Linked DNA regions of Homo sapiens: region 1 is linked to region 2. Evidence: chromatin loops called from intact Hi-C (ENCODE). Cell type or tissue: B cell. All regions are shown on one strand. Links, peaks and the distances in the headings refer to the core of each region. The heading gives the core; the rest is flanking DNA.

Region 1 (10,998 bases), core at 4,409-6,908, 140 kb after region 2:
TTGCAGCCCATAATTTGAAAAAACAATGTTTTCTACAGAATCACAGTAAATTTGCAAGGAAAGCAGTTGGACACATTCAGCTTGAACTTGTCAAGCTGACCCTACTCCTTTTAGCATAATTTAGCATGGAATCCTTACCTGGCTTCAAAGCTGTATGCTCTGGACACATACATGACTTCGTCTTGCTAAGCCTCAATTCCCCATCTGAATGTGGGTATAATTTTATCCCCCCCCATTCATCCTCCCCACATCTCTCCCCTACCCGAGGACATCCCTGGCCATCCCACAGGTAGTAATAACTGCTAGGTCTCTGGACCCAAGGTGTTATGTGTGGTGATGGGCAGAGTACACCATCAGAGCCTGAGGATGAGGACAGCACCCTCAGGAGCATTGCAGCTCAGGAGGCAGATTTGGAAATGACAATATATAAAAATATAACCCCTACTCACTGGCACAGGAAGGAAAATGTTTCCTTCCATATTCAGATCTTTTTTACAACTTTATTAAGGTGAAATTGATATATAAAAAACTGCAAATATTTAATGTGCACAATTTGATGAATTTGGACATATGCATGCACCTGTGATACCATCACCACAATCAAGGTAATAAACATATTCATCACCTCCAAAAGCTTTCTAGTGCTCCTTGGCTTAGAAAAAAAGTTTTAGGATATCTGCAGAGAGAAAAAAGCAAGGACAGTAAAATGGTTTGGCTGTGTCCCCACCCAAATGTCATCTTGAATTGTAACTCCCATAATTCCCACACGTTGTGGGAGGAACCCAGTGGGAGGTGATTGAATTATGAGGGCAGTTCTTTCCTGCGCTGTTCTCATGATAGTGAATGAGCCTCACGAGATCTGATGGTTTTAAAAATGGGAGTTTTCCAGCACAAGCTCTCTTCTTTTGTCTGCTGCCATATGAGACGTGCCTTTCACCTGCCACTGTGATTGTGAGGCCTCCCCAGCCATGTGGAACTGTAAGTCCAATAAACCTCTTTCTTTTGTAAATTGTGCAGTCTCGGGTATATCTTTATCAGCAGTGTGAAAACAGACTAACACAGGCAAATATTATAAAAAGTTACCAGCAAATATCAAATGTCATTGGCTTTACACAGTGAAGGTTTATTTCTTAATTATATCACAGTCTCGTGGGTGGCAGTAATGGCTCAGAGATCCAGGCTCTTGTTTTTTGTTTTTGTACAAATTTATGGGGCACATGTGCAGTTTTGTTACATGCATAGATTGCATGGTGGTCAGGTCAGGGCTTTTAGGTTATCTATCACCTGAATAATGTGCATAGTACCCATTAACTAATTTCTCATCATGCACCCCTCTCCTTCTGATCCAGGTTCTTTAATTCAAGGCTTGCACAGCCACTGCAAATGAGGAGAAAATCATGGGACAGTCACACTCAGACACCGACACCACTTCTGCTCACCTCATCAGCCTAACTTCAACGGTGGCTGGTAGGTAAGGAGGCCATGGTGTGGTGAGAGGAGGGTGAGTCCCTCACTGCCTCACCTAGAGGTGAGGAAGAAGAGAAGGTGATGTAACCATTACCCTATCACCAAAAGCCAGCCCACTCACCAAGAAGGAAAAACACACCGAAGTTCCTTTATTATTAGCCATTGGATCTTAAATCCTACAAATGATGTCAGTGGCATTCTTGCTTTGGCATTTTGACTTATTACTGAAAATAATGTGCTAAAAAGACCAAACCATGCCTCACTGACAGCCCCCTGAAAGCTGAGGTTTGCATGGAGAAGAGCTGTTGCATCCCACTCTAACTAGTTATATCTGTCTTTGACTCATGTTCCCCTACCCAGGGGGAGATAATGGGTGGGAAGATGTGCACAGCTCAGCCCAACCCTTCCCTTATGCTGGAAAACCACTCCAGGCACTGGCAAAAATGTTCTTGGAATTCTCTTCCCTGATTATTAGCCTGTCTTTGTATACAACAGTCACACGCACAAGATTTCTCTCCTCTGATTCAGTTAGGAAAGATATGGACTGTGCTTAAATCCAACATTGGCAAATCAAATGTATGAATAAAAATTTGCATAACCACCCAAAATGGATGGAAAAATTAAATCATTCTGTCAAAGCAAACTTTGTTGTCTGGGTCTAAGATTTACAACTGCTGCCATCAACCATGAAGAGCTGGTCCACATGGCTCAGTGGCTATACCAGAACCCATGGCAAAATACCATCCAAATGACTTGTAATGTGTCATTCATAACTGTCTAGTCTTAGGCAATTTTACTGGGAGTATAAGATTTCTGTTAACATATGAATTAAAATTTCATTTTAACACTTGAAAGTATATCTGAAGTTAAAAAAATTTCCAACATTTAAGAAAATCTTGAAATTCTCATCTTACAGTCATTGCCTTGGTGAAACAGAACTAGGATTATTTCAAAGGAACTGTCAAAAGAGCTTTGAATTTTTTTTTTTTTTTTGAGACAGGGTTTCACTTTTATCCCCCAGGCTAGAGTAAAATGGGTGATCTGGGCTCACTGCAACCTCTACCTCCTGGGCTCAAGCGATTCTCTTGCCCCAGCCTCCTGAATAGCTGGGACAACAGGCACATGCTACTGTACCCGGCTTATTATTACTATTATTATTTTTTGAAGACAGGGTCTCATTCTCTTAACCAGGCTGGAGTGCAGTGGTGCGATATCCACCCACTGCAACCTCCGCCTCCCCAGTTCAAGCAATTCTCGTACCTCAGCTTCCTGAGTAGCTGGGGTTACAGGTGTGTGACACTACACCCAGCTAATTTTTGTACTTTTAGTAGCGATGGGGTTTCACCATGTTGGCCAGGCTGGTTTTGAACTCCTGACCTCAAGTGATCTGCCTGCCTCAGCCTCCCAAAGTGCTGGGGTTACAGGTGTGAGTCACCATGTCCGGCCTGAAATACATGCTATTTTTTTTTTTTTATTTTGAGATGGAGTCTCACTTTCGTTGCCCAGGCTGGAGTGCAGTGGCACAATCTTGGCTCACCACAACTTCTGCCTCCTGAGTTCAAGCGACTCTCCTGCCTCAGCCTCCCAAGTAGCTGGGATTACAGGCACACACCACCATGCCTGGCTAATTTTTGTATTTTTAGTAGAGACGGGGTTTCACCATGTTGGCCAGGCTGGTTTCGAACTCCTGACCTCGGGTGATCCCCCACCTTGGCCTCCCAAAGTTCTGGGATTACAGGCATAAGCCACCATGTTCAGCCCATGCTTCCTTTTTAAAAAGAGCTCATCCTCAGAATCTAAAGCCATCATTGTCTGGGAGCCAGTGAGCTTCAGGGTTGCCACACATTTAAGGATGCTGTCATCAGATTCTTGTCAACTACAGCTGCCACTGTGTAGCAGTTACTAGACACAAAGCCTGGTTTCTGGTGTAACTGCCTTGTCTTAGGGACAGGCAACTTTTAAAGACCCATGCCATGGGCATGGATTTTTTCTTAAAAGTCTTGCTTTGTTGTAGTCTTGTGAAATCCATTCATCATGAAATGCCTGTGTCAATGAACTGAACATGGATGTTCCCCCCAAATTTGTATGTTGAAATCCTAACCCCTAAGGTGATGATACTAGGAAGCGGGTCCTTTGGAAGGTGATTAAGTCAGAAGGGTAAAGTCCCCATGAATGGGATTCATATTCTTGTAGAAGAAGGCCTAGAGAGTTCATTCACTGCTTCTACCATGTGAGGACACAAAGAGAAGATGCCATCTCTGAACCAGGAAGAGGCCCTCACCAGACACCGAATCTGCTGGCACCTTGATCTTGGACCTCCCAGCCTCCAGAGCTGTGAGCAACAAATTTCTCCAGGCACAGGGAGATGCAATAGCCCTGAAGGCAGCCTGTTGGCAGCAACGTTAACCCCCCTCTAGAGCCTTGAACGCAGTGCCTTTGGCTGACAAAACGTCTGGAAACATGGTACCATATCAGGGGAACCAGCCCCCGATATTTCAATGTAGGTTCTTTTCTATTTTCCCTGTCAGTCAGTCTGAGAAATAAAGGGAAAGAGTACAAAAGAGACAAATGTTAAACTGGGTGTCCGGGGGAGACGTCACATGTTAGCAGGTCCCATGATGCCCCCTGAGCCGTAAAACCAGCAAGTTTTTATTAGCAATTTTCAAAGGGGAGGGAGTGTACAAATAGAGTGTGGGTCACAGAGATCATATGCTTCAAGGGCAACAAAAGATCACAAGGCAGAAGGTCAGGGTGAGATCACAAGGTCACGGTGAAACTAGAATTACTAATGAAGTTCCATGTCCTGCTGTGCACGCATTGTCGTTGATAAACATCTTAACAGGTTCAAGAGCAGAGAACCGGTCTGACTGGAATTCGCCAGGCTGGAATTTCCTAATCCTAGCAAGCCTGGGGGTGCTGCAGGAGGCCAGGGTGTGTTTCATCCCTTATCTGCAACTGCATAAGGCAGACACCCTCCAGAGCGGCCATTTTAGAGGCCCCCCCCGGGAATGCATTCTTTTCCCAGGGCTGTTAATTATTAATATTCCTTACTGGGGAAAGAATTCAACGATATTTCTCTTACCCGTTTGCAGTAATAAGAGAAATATGGCTCTGTCCTACCTGGCTCCCAGGCAGTCAGACCTAATGTTTATCGCCCTTGTTCCCTGAACATTGCTGTTATCCTGTTCTTTTTTCAAGGTGCCCAGATTTCATATTGTTCAAACACACATGCTTTACAAACAATTTGTGCAGTTAATGCAATCATCACAGGGTCCTGAGGTGACATACATCCTCAGCTTATGAAGACAACGGGATTAAGAGATTAAAGTAAAGACAGGCATAGGAAATTATAAAAGTATTAATTTGGAGAACTAACAAATGTCCATGAAATCTTCACAATTTATATTCTTCTGTCACGGCTTCAGCAGGTCCCTCCGTTCAGGGTCCCTGACTTCCCGCAACAGTACCACTTGCTTGTTTAAATCCTCCAAATCCAACTCTCTGAGTCTGGGACTGCATGGGAGGGGAGAAATAATCTGAACAGTTGTGAAGATTCTGCCTGGTGTTCTGCTGCTGAAATGAGCGGGGATCCTGAGAGCATCTCAGATAGTGAGCAGCTCACCACACTGACAGCCACCACCCCAGGACCCAGGCACACAGTATTATTTAAGTTGATATAGTATTAATTTTTCAATATGAACAGTGATAACAAACATAAAGCCATTGTTTAAAATTATGTAAAACATCCAACATAAAATAGAAGTTTCAAGTTCTTGGTAACAGTGACTCAAAATCACTAAGATTTATTAATCTGTCATGAAATAGATGCACATTTTGCTTTTGTGGAAATGAAATTCTTCAACAGTTTTAATGCATATGTGTTCCGTGATCTCTCTCTCTTTTTTTTTAATAGAAATGATCATTGCACTTGCCAGTTTTTCCTGCAACATTGTAAATCTTAAGAAGTTTTAAAGTAACTTTAATTTTGAGAAGCTATGTTCTCCACTGGCAACTGTTACTGGCTAAGTTAAATATATGCTAAAGAACTCAGAAATGAATTCAATAAATATTGCTGCCAGTATGCTGCAAGTCTGGTGGGAGTCAAAACATTAGTTCTGATTAAGAACCCATGTCTCTGTTGTTATGGGAAAAGGATTAATGCAAAGCAGCCCTGTCTAGATAAGAATTTGACCTTCTGCCCTCAAGAATTGTCATAGTATACGGCGCATTAGCATAGACCCTCTACTGCCATCTGCTGGAAATCTGCCATAGTAAATATCAAAAAAATCCATGATGGCGAGACTGCGGGACACCTCTTAAGAAGGTCCCTTTTGGGCAGTGCACAACTAGAGCAACCATATGTGGCATTCCTGAATATGGTCATTAAAAACAAGCTGACTCCTTCCTCTGGGTCCCAGCCAAAGAGTGATCAATCTGCTCCACTGAAGGGAATACTGGTTATGGAGGACCTAACCAGACTGTATGCAGAGGGCAATTCAAGAGATTTCCTATGGTAATTTGACTCCTTTTTTTTTTTTTTTTTTTGAGACAGAGTCTCACTCTGTCGCCCTGGCTGGAGTGCAGTGGTGTGATTTCAGCAACATCTACCCCTCTGGTTCCAGCAATTCTCCTGCCTCAGCCTTCTGAGTAACTGGGATTACAGGCACCGGCCAACACACTCGGCTAATTTTGTGTTTTTAGTAGAGATGGGGTTTCACCATGTTGTCCAGGCTGGTCTTGAACTCCTGACCTCAGGTGATCCACCCGCCTCAGCCTCCCAAAGTGCTGGGATTATAGGTGTGAACCACTGTGCCTGGCCCAGTTTTGACAACTTTTGATCACCTCCTTACCCAGCACTTATATAAGGGGTGACTCAGTTTTCCTGGCATATTTAGCTGGCAGAAAATATGACTGACTCTATTATGTGTATATGAAATAGCATCAAATTTGAGAGCAAATATGAACACATGAAAGGAAGCTGTGGAATTATGTGAATTCTGAGGGTTTTCTTAGCTGATTTTAGTTTGCATGGACAACTAGATATCTATGTTGTGACTGTTCCCTTTCCAGAGAGCAGAGTTGTCACTGGGAAGTGGCCACCTAGTCAAGGATCACAATTTCCCCTCCCTCTTCTCCACTCACCCCCACTTGCTTCTAGATGTGACAAGCTTTCACCAATAGAAGTGACACGTGTCTCTTCTACAAGGTGAATATGAAGCAGATGTACCTTTTCCGTCTCCCCTGCCCTGCCTGCAGGCTGCCTGCAGAGCTCTGCACTCTGAGGGAAGGGCAAAGCTGAAAAATAGTGCCTGGAGCCCTGCCATCTGGGAGCACTCATACTGCACTGTTGCTGAGTGAGAACCTTGCATTGCATCAAGCCACCAAATGCTGGGAGGTTATTCATCACAGTGGCTAGCATTATCTTAATTAATATGATTTGCTATTAATGCATTTAACGCATTTTGTTGGCCAGTAAATGACTAGTAATACCATGGAGCAAAAGTTACAGAAACTTTTATGGAAGAAAAATGAAAAAAATTGAAGCCATTACTTTTTTCTGAAAATTGGCAAAAGACTGCTCTTCCTAAATTCCAAAGCAAAGTACTTGTGTGACTCACACACGTATTCCATGGAACATGGCTTTGAGAACCCCTGAACAGGCTTTTTGGAAGGCTCCTTTCTGCTCACTCTTTCAGAAGAACAGCATCTAAGGTGGTGGGTACAGGTTGTGGCAAACTCCACCTTTGCCAGGCCTCTCTCTGAATACCCTTATTATTGCAGGTGTTCACCCTCACATGATCCAAGGATAGAATGTGAGGGCCTGGGACCTCTCCAAAGTCTTCTTTCCTTTTTTTTTTTTTTTTTTTTTTTTTTGAGACAGAGTTTTGCTCTTGTTGCCCAGGCTGGAGTGCAATGGCACTATCTCGGCTCACTGCAACATCCGCCTCCCAGGTTCAAGCGATTCTCCTGCCTCAGCTTCCCGAGTAGCTGGGATTACAGGTGTGCGCCACCACACCCTGCTAATTTTGTATTTTTAGTAGAGACGGGTTTTCTCCATGTTGGTCAGGCTGGTCTCAAAGTCCCAACCTCTGGTGATCTTGGCCTCGCGAAGTGCTGGGATTACAGGTATGAGCCACTGTGCCAGCCCAAAGCCTACTTTTCTATAAAGATGAACATATTTGGCTGGGAGCAGTGGTTCACGCCTGTAATCCCAGCATTTTGAGAGGCTGCAGCAGGCAGATCGCTTGAGCCCAGGAGTTCGAGACTAGCCTGGGCAACATGGTGAAACCCCGTCTCTACAAAAAATAAAAAAAAAAATAGTGGGGCATGGTGGCATGTGCCTGTGGTCCTAGCTATTTGGGAGACTGAGGTGGGGGTGAGAGGATCCTTTGAGTCCAGGAGGTCGAGGCCGCAGTGAGCCATGATCATGCCACTGCTCTCCACTCTCCAGCCTGGGTGACAGAGCGAGACCTTGTCTCAGAAAACAAACAAACAAACAAACAAAAAAAAAAACCATATTTCAGGAGATGAGGTTATGAGAAAGAAGTGCCACAGTATGCTGGAATCTAAATAGAAATTTAAAAAAAAATCCTAGATCAGAATAACCTCATTAATAAGCCCAAGTATTTACATCCCACCCAGATATTTGGCTTCTCTGGAGCTCAGGACCAATCTTGTAAGGTTCTCCTTGTCTATCGCTGATTAAGGAAATTCTCCAGCTTCTTTGTTCTGATTTAGCATTATTGTTAGTGAACCAGGGCAGGGTTTTACTGTTTATTAATTGATTCAGTCTCTCGCCACTAAATTCAAGATTAATAGACTCATTGAATAGTAACATTAATATAGCCTTTGACTCTACAGCACTAGCATTTGAAACCACCACATCAAAGTGGCGATCTTAATATAGATGCCTACCTATCACTTAGTTTTAATTTCTAGACATGTAGCTTAAGTATTTAAATGCACCAACGAAAGCTCATCTTCTAATTTTATTACAACAAACTCACTGCTAGAAACCATGAAAGAACACACTACTGATTATAGCAGGACCCAGAATTTGGGGAGCATAAATTTTACACACTAGGGGAAGAGTATTTCAAAAAAGAATACTGAATTACAAATTCAAAACCATAAACAAAAGCATTTATTTAGACCAAGAAAAATCACACTGTATTATAAATTTAAAATGCCACTAACATCCCAAAATCCAGAACAATACTTTATTAGTATTTTATTACTATTTTATTAGTCAAGTGGTTAATACAATGTTTGCTACATTTTTTGGCTGTCAACTCTGATCGCTTCTTCATATAGCAACAATCCATATAATTTTTGATAAAGAGAATATAGAAGAAATTGTGTCTTTCCTGTAGAATTGTTCATCCGAAATTGTGTTGTTTTAATTACTGCTGCTTCAGAAAGGTTTATTTTGGCTCCACAACTCATCATTGGTAAATGTATGTATTAAATACATTTTCAGAATTGCTGTTAAATTTGGAGACCCGTCTATCAATTTTTTTCCCTCTATGAACTAGCCTAGCTGTAGTCACTATTTGTAGCCCCACCGCACATTTGTGAACTTCAAAACACTGGAATTCTGACTAATTTCATGTGATTCTCATCAAAAAAGGAAAATATTATGATGTACTTAAAACTGTACTTGTTGCATTATCAAGCATATTTCTGATTTCTGACATGCATTCCATCTGACTAGGTGTTGATGATAACTGCTTACAATTTTACATGTCTAATGGCTGGAAAAATTTTTTACAGAGTAACTTCTGACTGTGTGTTGCAGATAAGAAGTTGTGCTCAGGCTGGGCGCAGTGGCTCACGACTAATCCCAGCACTTTGGGAGGCCGAGGTGGGTGGATCACCTGAGGTTGGGAGTTCGAGACCAGCCTGACCAACATGGAAAAACCCAATCTCTATTAAAAATACAAAATTAGCTGGGTGTGGTGGCGCATGTCTGTAATCCCAGCTACTCAGGAGGCTGAGGCAGGAGAGTCGCTTGAACCTGGGAGACGGAGGTTGCCGTGAGCCGAGATCGCGCTATTGCACTCCAGCCTGGGCAACAAGAGCGAAACTCCGTCTAAAAAAAAGAAGTTATACTTAAAGCTACAGAGTAAGGTAATGTTAGTGCAATCATCCTCCACGTACCCACACACACACAGGCATGTTAGGTCAAGTTCATGTCATGGTACAAGCACTGAGCCTCCACGTTTGAGCCACAGTGTTGGGTGAGCCAGCACAATAACTGCTAGGAACATCCTCAGATGCCATCTCTACACTGTGGTGGCTCACAATAACATTGCTATCCTGTTGTATTTTAACTATTCAAATATATATATGTATTTGATATATATAAATATACATATTTAATTCAGCAAGCAATTGAGTTAGGTGTAAGTTGGAAAGATTCAGATAACATACTTGCAGATAGTTTCAAGTACTTCATACCAGTGCTTCTCAAATGCTAATGGACAACACGAATCCCCTGGGGTCTTGTCAAAATGCACATTCTGACTCAGTAAGTCTAGGGTGGGCCCAAGATTCTGCATTTTTCTAACAAGATCCCAGGTGAACTTGATGCTGCTAGTAAAGCGACCTCACTCTGAGTAGTGACCTTGTTGGTTTTGGGGATTTTCTTAAAATTACTTTAGAAACTCTATGGATCAAAATGCTTCTTCACAATACGTAAGCTTGAAGTTTATTTTTTATAAAATTCAGCCAGCTGACTAATGCTGTCTGTTTTTCACAAGACTGGCTTTAGTCATTTAAGGTGAAGAGTTACACTATCGCAGAGAAAAGTTCAGCTTTCGGATAAAGAACAAGAATAAATAGCAAGTGGCATCCTCCCGCCCCTCAACATAAGCAGCCGTGACTGCCAAGGTGGGAGAGAAAACAGTATCTGAAAACACCCTGATCCCCTCCCACCTTCACTCTGCAGTTGACACCCTGTGGCCATTATCAGGATAAGCTACAAGAGGGAACTTACTTCTCTGGAGTCATCCATTTGTTCCAGATTCAAACCAACTTTAGCTTTGATCTGCTTTTCTCCTTAAAACAATCCAACAAACAATCGTGGCTGTTCCTGTGACTTGAGTTAAACAGTGTGGGTTTCTGTTATGTTTGTTTGTTTTTACTCAAGTCTTAATTTGTAACCATTTCTCCTTTTTTTTTTTTTTTGAGAGGGAATGTTGCTCTGTCAGCCAGGCTGGAGTGCAGTGGTGCAATCTTGGCTCACTGCAACCTCCACCTCCCAGGTTCGAGTGATTCTCCTGCCTCAGCCTCCCGAGTAGCTGGGACTACAGGCACCCGCCACCACACCTGGCTAATTTTTGAATTTTTAGTAGAGACAGGGTTTCACCATGTTGGGCAGGCTGGTCTCGAACTTCTGACCTTAGGTGATCTGCCCACCTCGGCCTCCCAATGTGCTGGGATTACAGGCGTGAGCCACAGCACCTGACTCACTCTATGTCTTTTTATTGGAGAGTTTAGTTCATTCACATTCAATGTTATTATTGATAA
Region 2 (2,500 bases), core at 1-2,500:
AAACAGCTAGGTTGGGACCATTCCTGTGAAGGCATCAGGGATTAAACCCAATTTGCTAAATTCATCTTTCAATCAAAGGGGAGAAAAAGGGGGTCTTCTCTGGTACTCCTGGAATAATGGCTTGTAACTTGTCTTAGGTCATGGAGTTGAGAATAGGTGACCACTCTGGACTTCCTCTGTACACACATGCAAATTCCAGCACATAATCTCAGGGGTACAAGAACCTGGGTGTACCCATAGACCCCAGACTAAGAAAAACTTGGTCTAACCATCTCTTTGGGTATGAGGAGAGCAACAGAGTGTACAGGAGGAAGGCGGTGGAAGCCACCAAATCCTGGTGGGGCGATAGTGGTGCACCTTGGCAGGCGGGGGTGGAGGGGGATGGGAGACTTTTGGAGAGATGAGAAGAAGGGAAGTTTGAGGAGCCTCTGTGGTTTTGGCTGGCAGGGACTTGTCAGTGGGTCCCCCACAAGGCCTTGGCCCTGGGTGACCCTCACCTGCCAGACAGTGCTCTCTGATCAGGGCAGGGCAGCTCTGAGGCAGGGCAGCTCCCTGGTGAAAAATAAAAACCAAGGACCTAGGACAGGGTAGAGAACTGGAATGAAAAGTGATGATGCCTTTCAGAGCAGTACAGAGTTATTCTCACATAATAAATATGTTGGTGTGAACATACCTGCTCATTAAGCCAAAACAATGGCTCCAGTAACTTGGAATGGTATAAAAAGTCATGACAGAGCCATGCTGTGGCACTGTGGACAAGACTCACCAAAATAAATAGCTCACAGACTGGTTCTTTCTGATCCTCCTACTTACACTGAGGACTGAACAGCTTCCTGGCTGTGCTAAAGATGTTTAAATTAAGGACCATCCACAGATAATTTGGTGGCATATGGTTTCATACATTTGAGTACTGATCAGCAGAGTTAGACTCTCTCAAATGTAAGCTTCACATTCCCATTATTACAACAGCTGATTTTTATGGCACACGCAAGTCAAACCCTAAATAGCATATATAAATGCTCACTTAACTAACTTTAAAACTGAATAAAAATGTATCTATATTTAAACAATACAGGATGTGCCTAGAAAAAAAATGACACTTAAGTTAGGGATATAATCCCATCTGATGAAATAAACTAGCTCCCACATTTAAAACAGCCAATAAATTACCCTTTTCATTATCTGTAGAAAAATTTAAAATCACAAACAAGATAATAAAGTAAAAAGAAATAAACAATGAATTTTCAGAAAATTTTAAAAAGGAACACGATTCACATAAAAAAGAGAACATGAATAGAGACAAAATAGTTCCATGAGCCAATCACAGGTGTGGGGAAGTGAAACCATAATCCCCCATAGATGGAGAGATGGGTGACGTGATAACTGTCGAGACAGAGGCTCAAGTGAGACAGTGCCCTGGAAACAGACTGCAGGCAGAGTAAAGAGGCAAAGGGCATCTTACAACCTGAAGGGGGATTTGCCAAGAGGCTCTGACCAAGAGGCACGCTTATACCTTGAATGGAAGTTCTCCAATTCAGAATTTAAAAGCCCTCATCACATGAAGCTTAATCCCAGCACATCTGGGCCTTACCTACTATGACTTAAAACTCCCACAGGAGAACAAAAAGGAGGCAGAAGCTAGGTCTGTGGGCAAGTCTCAGCTGCCTAGCTTGTAACTCTATGGCTCTTACAGGAAAAGGCGGAGACATCTCAGTTGCAGGGACTGTTTCCCAGCTTTAAGGCCATCTGCAGGACAGTGTCCTGGTATGCTGTGTCTCTGCAGACAGGAGACTGTTCTGAAGCATGCTGCTTCATGCCAGTGTCCTACCCTGAAGGGTCCTGCCAAACCACCTGACTCAGACCACCAGAAGCCCAGGAACAGGGTCCCATTCTCTGTGTTACCAAGTCCCAAGGCAACATGCCTCTGCTGCATAAGAGAGTGCCCAGCCAATGCCAACCAGCTTTTAGACATGTCCACTGGACCTGCCAATATCTCTCATCCAGCTGTGTCCCTGAACAATTCCCCTTTCCCCTTTCATTCTACCAATTCCTAATGCCATAGACAATCACATCAGAAAGGCATCTGCATCCTGGCCTCCTTCAGGTTCTCAGATTGCTTTACAAACCTGAAAAGCCCAGGAGCCCAACCCTTATAGCCATGGTGGTGTATCTCAAGAGGACCCTGAGATTCTGACTGGCAGAGATGCAGAATCACACATGGGCTCCAGTTACATGGAAAGGCAACCGGAGACTCCGCTCTCACTGCCTGCTGCTCCATGCACTGGGACGCCCCCGCTCCACCTGGCAGCCCTCCCTGCAGTCTGCATGGGGGAGGAGGGCATGGAGTCAGAGACACAGACAAATGGAAGCAGCACAAGGTGAAATGGAGGCAGCATATGGGAAGCATGGATGCATACGCACGTGTGGTCAGATGAGGATGGCATGCAGTGGAGGGCATGGTGGAGGGGCATGGTGAGGAGGGGACATCACAGAAGGGGTC

Evidence for each region. Hi-C counts contacts between places; a loop is a spot of excess contacts. Peaks named below come from ENCODE experiments on the same cell type or tissue, not always from the same donor. Only the 100,000 strongest peaks of a DNase experiment are listed, where the experiment ranks them.
Region 1: a loop joins it to region 2, with 5 times the contacts of the local background. A loop is called at or near these places in 15 of 110 quality-filtered maps.

What each region holds. Positions count from the first base shown.
Region 1 is chr2:98,407,758-98,418,755 of GRCh38, reverse strand. No RefSeq gene overlaps it. Among named protein-coding and RNA genes, the nearest start is that of INPP4A, 32 kb to the left of the region's middle. RefSeq lists an enhancer at 5,567-5,616. In B cell, for the core only: CTCF peaks have their summits at 5,500 and 5,701 (motif pointing left); a DNase peak (open chromatin) is centred at 5,715.
Region 2 is chr2:98,555,730-98,558,229 of GRCh38, reverse strand. It overlaps INPP4A (inositol polyphosphate-4-phosphatase type I A), which reads right to left. Exons shown (of 25, transcript NM_001134225.2): 16 at 2,422-2,500. Among named protein-coding and RNA genes, the nearest start is that of COA5, 52 kb to the left of the region's middle. In B cell, for the core only: no CTCF peak of the experiment used is centred there; a DNase peak (open chromatin) is centred at 1,389; H3K27ac peaks cover 1,276 bases.